Regions from separate parts of the Homo sapiens genome. Here region 2 is linked to region 1. Evidence: chromatin loops called from intact Hi-C (ENCODE). Cell type or tissue: HCT116. All regions are shown on one strand. Links, peaks and the distances in the headings refer to the core of each region. The heading gives the core; the rest is flanking DNA. Region 1 overlaps LINC00299 (long intergenic non-protein coding RNA 299). Region 2 has its middle 4.3 kb from the start of ID2.

Region 1 (2,911 bases), core at 250-2,749:
GTGTGCAGACCTTACTTTTAAGCACCTGATGCCGTTTTGTCGTACCCCACAGACAAGGTGACAGTATATTCTGGTCTGCCCAGGATGTCCAGGTTCATTTTTATGATCCCACTGAAATTATCATAGCACCGCCTGTCACTCTCAAAAATGTCCTGGCTTAAGACAATAAGTTATATAGTCCCTCAATGTATTTTCCTACCAGCTTGTGTTTCCTTTTAAGCCCTGAGTTGGAGCTTGAAGCTAAAAGATCATCTTGTCAACCCACAAATCTTACATCTCTTCAAAACACAAATCTTCCAGATGAGGGATCAAGAAATATTATCCAGTGGCTCTATGCAGTTCAAAGGGTAGAAGAAAGAAGACCAGCCAAGGCTTTTGGATTGGCAATCTCCAGGTGGCATCTGGTTTTTCTGCCCCCCGAAGGTTGAACAGCATTGGAATGTAGGTGCCAGGGTGCATGACAGATGATATGTATCAAGGTGTGCTGAAATATGATAGTTTTGGTTCTGGGGAAGTGCTGATTCCTGTTCTGTTTATTTTAGAAATTTTAAATCAGATGAAAAAAAGCAATCCTCATGGGGGAGAGAAAGAGAGGGAAAAGGAGGAAGGAAAAAGAAGAGAATAGGAGGAAAGGATGGAAGGAGAAATGAAGATTTTGGGCAGATGTAGCCAGTGACATATTGCCAAGGAGTGAAAACTATTGCCAAGGAGCGATTCTTATTTGGACATTGCTTTAAATAATTGCAGATCCTAAGAAAGACACTACAGTGGACCATGTCTGAGATATCAAAGTATCAACAAGGGTGAGCACTCTGAGAGCAAAGTTTTGCGAAACTGTGACACGTCAGTGTGAATTAAGAAGTTCCCACAGGCAGGTGAGCCAACCAAATGCTCTCCTAGTAGAGGTAGCATGATTACACACAGATCACATTTCTTTATCAGCAGAGATTTATCAAGAAGTTCAACATTTGCATTTGCACAATATTTCTATCTTGAAAAATGGACAATTCCACACCTTCCCAAAACAAATAGAACACAATTTATGTATTAATTCATGTGATTCTGGATTTCACACCGTGGCAGTTAAACACTTTTTTTTTAAAGTTTATGGGCAGTTTTATTTTGTTTGTTATGTCTTGTTTCTGTGGGCATGGAAGTTTTACTTTATGCTTTTTGTCTATGCTTTTTCTGACCTCTATAAACCATCTCTCAGAAAAGCAGCCATGTGCTCTAAGAAAAATGAATCTCAACATCACGGTTATGTCATTGGAACAGGGGTCTATGTCTGCCTCAAAGTTTGCTCACAGAGGAACACACCTCTCCAGCTAGTGATTAGCCAAACTGATCGGACCTTTTCTGTTTGGGACAATTGCAGCAGAGAAGCGGATTCTGAGCAATGGGGTGGGATGGATCTTAGCAGGGCAACCGAGGGCAAAAGAGGAGGAGAAGAGAGGTAGAGGGAAAATATCTGAGGTCCGCTGGACCCATCTCTGCTTCTCCAGACACAAAAGAGCCAGGCAGAGCATTTCACTTCTGGATATAAATGAAGACAAGACAAATGAGAAGAAGCAAAGGCTATTTATCCTGAGCTTGCTCTTTGCAAGGGAGTCAACCACCATCCCTTTCATTTTGGCAGAGAATCCAAGTCAGGCAGAGGAGCAGAAAAGCTTCCTGGTGGAATAGGGAGGCTTCAGGTGGCCCTGATTGGAGGCTGTTGGCGGGAAGAAGCCAGAGGTGGCCCACTAGAGGCAGGGTCTCCTATGGGACTGGTCTGGGGCACGTAATTGGCTTTCTCTGGTTGGTCTTAAGTTGGAAGAAGGCAAAAAAATTAGGAAAGCTGTCAGTTCTTTAATCAAGTCTTGGCTATTTGGGGCCAGTTGTTACAGAAGTTATTGTTTAGATCCCTGGATTCTTCCTAGAAATAGCTATCTGGCTTCCTGCAAGTCTGACTTCCAACAGGTTGGCTTCCTGGGCTATTTACTGTAGAGAAGGGGCTGGTTTATTGGTCTGGCCACTGCAGGTTGTAGTCGGAATTCTATTTTCGTATACGCTTTGGCCGTTGCCTGTTTGTGTTTTCAGTCTCACCCCACTCTTCTGCAGTGGCCTTTCTTGCCTATAAAGAGTCACTCCCTTTGCTTGCTGGAAATTGCCCATTGGGAAAGTTTGTTTGCCTTTTTGTTCTTCCTGAAGCCTACATTGCTTGCAAATGTGCTTCTGAATAACTTGACAGCATTTCTTCTCTTCTGGAGTCAGTTGGCTGGATGGCCTTATGGGGAGCAGGTGTTTTGCATCAGGATGTACTTCTTAGGATGTAGGAAAATAGCAAAAAATGCTTCATAAATATGGAAGCATAATGACTGTTTAATTTGGAAGAATCTCTATTTGCAAGTTTTAGGCCAGTCTCGGAGATACGGGGTAAAAAGTCAAATTATGGAGTCTCTTGTAGCCTTTATCTGTGTTATATAATACAGAATTCACTTCTCCATGCTCCAGTGCTCACAGCAAAGGCAGGGTGAAGTGCATCTTCATGAAATCAGGGAAAATCACATTGTTATTTAAAATGTAAACTGTGCAAGAAATAAATTATTTCTGACCAGGTCCTATTAAAGAATGCAAACGTGATTAATTCCTGGCTTAGAAAAGCACTTATCTCTACCAATTACATACCACTATTACAGTGATTATTTTATAAATGCTAATAAACACTATCTCAAGTTAATATTTGCTCCTGAGGAAAGTTTGCCAAGAGCTTAGAATACATTTACGGAAGATTTTTGCCTGCTAGGTTTGTGTACAAAGCTTGAAACATCAAAATCCTATTAGCCTCATTAATTTAAAAAAAGCAGTGCACAAAGAGTTGTAGCCAGTAAAGCTGAAATCTGATACAGAAATAGAAAAACTTTGGAAATGT
Region 2 (2,911 bases), core at 320-2,819, 580 kb before region 1:
CCACAAATGTGTGCATGCTCTTCCCACTGTCCTTCTGTTGCATCTTCCTTCAGGGCCTCTGGAAAATCTCCTTCCTTCCTTACAGTCTCAGGCGGTGCTCCTCATAATGCCTACTTTAGTCAGCAATAAACAAAACACATGTTGTTGAGCTTCTCAACTTATGCTGCCTCTGACTCAAATTATCTTTAATTAAATTAATTAATTAATTAGTTTTCTGAGACAGGGTCTCGCTCTGTCACTCAGGCTGCAGTGCAGTGGCACAATCATGCAGCCTTGACCTCCTGGGCTCAAGAGATCCTCCCACCTCAGCCTCCTGAGTAGCTGGGACTACAGGCGTGCACTACCACACCCAACTAACTTTTGTATTTTTAGTAGAGATGGGGTTTTGCCATGTTGCCCAGGCTGGTCTTGAACTCCAGGGCTCAAGCGATGCACCCACCTTGGCCTCCCAAAGTGCTGGGATTACAGGCGTGAGCCACTGCCCCTGGTCTTCAAAGTATCTTTATGATGAAATAGAAAAACATCCAACACCTTTTCTGGATCAGCATCCAGAAAGACACTCAAAGTCTGAAACCCCTTTTCCGGTAGCAAAATGCATCAAAAATTGGAAGGATGTATGGGGTGTCAAGCTGAAGGGGATTGGGATGGCTCTGCACCTGCCCTGCAGAGAGCCGCACAAATTATTAGCTGTGGATTTTAAAAGCTCTATAAAGCAGCTCCTTATTGACAAGAATATTATTTTCTATTAGAGTCTACATCTTCACCCTCTACTTGAAAGTCCTTTTTATGTTCCTGAAAAAGCGCTGGACTGAGTTCGTCTGCCCACTGCCTGGTTGTGTGCTGTTGGCTACTCAATGCTCACCTCTGAAATAGACAGACTACACGTTAGCCGACCTTCAGGGATGCACTCATGGCTTTGAACGCTAAAATTAAATGTAAACTGACCTGTACATTTATTGCTTGAGGTTAGTATGATCTTGATTCAAAAACCAGTTACAGACAACACAAGAAAGTAAATCACAGTTCCATTTCATTTTCAAAAATAAAATATTGGCTAACAGAATCCACGGTGGATATAAAAAGTAATAATATATGATGTTCACGTAGGAGTTATTTCAGAAATGCATGGCTAGTTCAGTATCAGAAATATCAGTGTAATCCACCAGACAAAAATAATATCAGTAAATGCAGTCAAAAGTATTTTACCAATTGACTCACGAATTATGATTTAAAATTCTCAAAAAAAAAAAAAAAAAAAAACCCCTTCCAACAAGCCTAGCAATTGAAAGGCTCTTCCAAAAATTGAGAAACAGTATCTATTACAACAGAAGCCTACAGTCACATCCTACTAAATGGAAGAAATGTGATCGATTCTCATTAGGATTTGGAATAAGAAAAGGAGGCCGACTCCCACCTCCCACTGCTTTAACTAACACTGGCGTTCTTGGTTAATAGTTATTAAGCAGTTCAGAAAAATTAAAACAAAATTTAACAAAACATCCAGGAAAGAGAAGGGAAAGCATTCTGGCTTTCATGTGACTTCACAATTCATTTATCCCCACAATCCAAGCATAGTCTCTTTGAGACTAGGATCCTGTCTGATCTTTTTAAAAATCTCTGGGACAGCACCTAGCATAGAGGTTGGCAGCAACTACTAATTTGCAAAAGGGGATCCTGTCTATGCTATGCAGTAGCAAAGATTACATGAGATCCACACGTGGAAACGGCTGTACACATGCTGGAGCAGCACTCATTTGGAAAGGCCGCACTCCCTGGCGTTTTCTCCCGGGACCTCCTCCACCCCACGGATTGCTCCTCGGGTTCCCAGTGCCCGGGCCCCAGGCCCACCAGGCCCCGCGCGAGAGCCGCCGTCCTCGTGTCGGCCAGCAGGTGGCGCCCGGGCTCCACGGCCGGAGTCGGGCAGCGCGGCTGGCGCCGCGGGAAGTCGCCTCCGAGAGGGGCTGCTGCGCCTCGGCTGCGGCTCCAGGGGTCCCGGGGCCAACGTCGCCAGCGGTGCCCGGCAGGGGCTCGAAAGGGCCCGGGCCGCCCCACAGTCCCGCCCGCACTGCTTCCGTCCGGGGACGCTCCCCAGGGCCGTCCGAGCGGACTACGCGCGGGTCCCCGTGGCTGGGGGGCGAGCGTGCGGCCGGCGTCTGCGCCTCTCCCGGAGGCGAGGCGGGGGTCGGGTTGGGACCAGAGCGCGCTTCCCTCCCCGCCGCGCAGAGGTCGGCCGGGGCCGCGGCTGGCGACAGGTGGCGGGGACCTGGGGGCCAGGTCCGCGGGTAGCCTGCGACGGGGAAGACGCCCCTACGGCCCTCAGGGCTTCCTCCGGGTATGATGATCAACCACACGACCGCCCCGCGCTGGCCCCGGCAGAGCCCAGTCCCCGGCGCGGGTCCGCAGGGCGATCCGGGCGGCCGCGGCTCCACGGCCCCCGCCCTCCTCCAGCGCCAGCGCCCGCGGGGAGCGATCGGGGGTCAGGGCGGGGAGACGCGCGGACTCCTCGGTGGCGCCGCCCGAACACCTGTTCCGCCCCAGGTGAGCTGCTGCCCCGCCCGGATCCCTTCCTCCCCCGGTTCGCGTCCACCTGGGACCCGCCTTCCAGAGCCTCCCAGCCCACCTCGCGCCCCGGGACTGAAAACGCAGACCAGTCTTGAGCACGTGGCCACCCGCGGTCTTTGGCTGGGAAAGGCTTCTGCCCGCTGCCTCTTCCTTCCAGTCCAGGGCGGCAGTCAAGGCTGAGGGCGATCGAAAAGTCCGGGAAAATGCGCCCGGCCCAGCCCCGTCTCCGGAGGCCCGGAGGTGGGTGGGGTGTGGCGGGGGGGCTACAGGTGTGGACGCAGGCGAAGCCAAGGAGGCCTCAGGAGCCCGGGGCCAGGTGACAGCTTAGTTCCCTGTGCAAACAGTAACC

What was found. Peaks named below come from ENCODE experiments on the same cell type or tissue, not always from the same donor. Only the 100,000 strongest peaks of a DNase experiment are listed, where the experiment ranks them.
Region 2: it touches region 1 in a loop (2.4-fold over the local background); 6 of 110 quality-filtered maps call a loop at or near these places.

The regions. Positions count from the first base shown.
Region 1 is chr2:8,103,348-8,106,258 of GRCh38, reverse strand. The region is part of intron 7 of LINC00299 (long intergenic non-protein coding RNA 299); the gene reads left to right. Among named protein-coding and RNA genes, the nearest start is that of LINC00298, 130 kb to the right of the region's middle. In HCT116, for the core only: no CTCF peak of the experiment used is centred there; no DNase peak of the experiment used is centred there; H3K27me3 peaks cover 2,105 bases.
Region 2 is chr2:8,684,912-8,687,822 of GRCh38, reverse strand. No RefSeq gene overlaps it. Among named protein-coding and RNA genes, the nearest start is that of ID2, 4.3 kb to the right of the region's middle. RefSeq lists silencers at 1,861-2,080, 2,101-2,160 and enhancers at 1,665-2,454, 2,455-2,911. In HCT116, for the core only: a CTCF peak has its summit at 1,880 (motif pointing right); a DNase peak (open chromatin) is centred at 1,862; H3K4me3 peaks cover 1,291 bases; H3K27ac peaks cover 948 bases.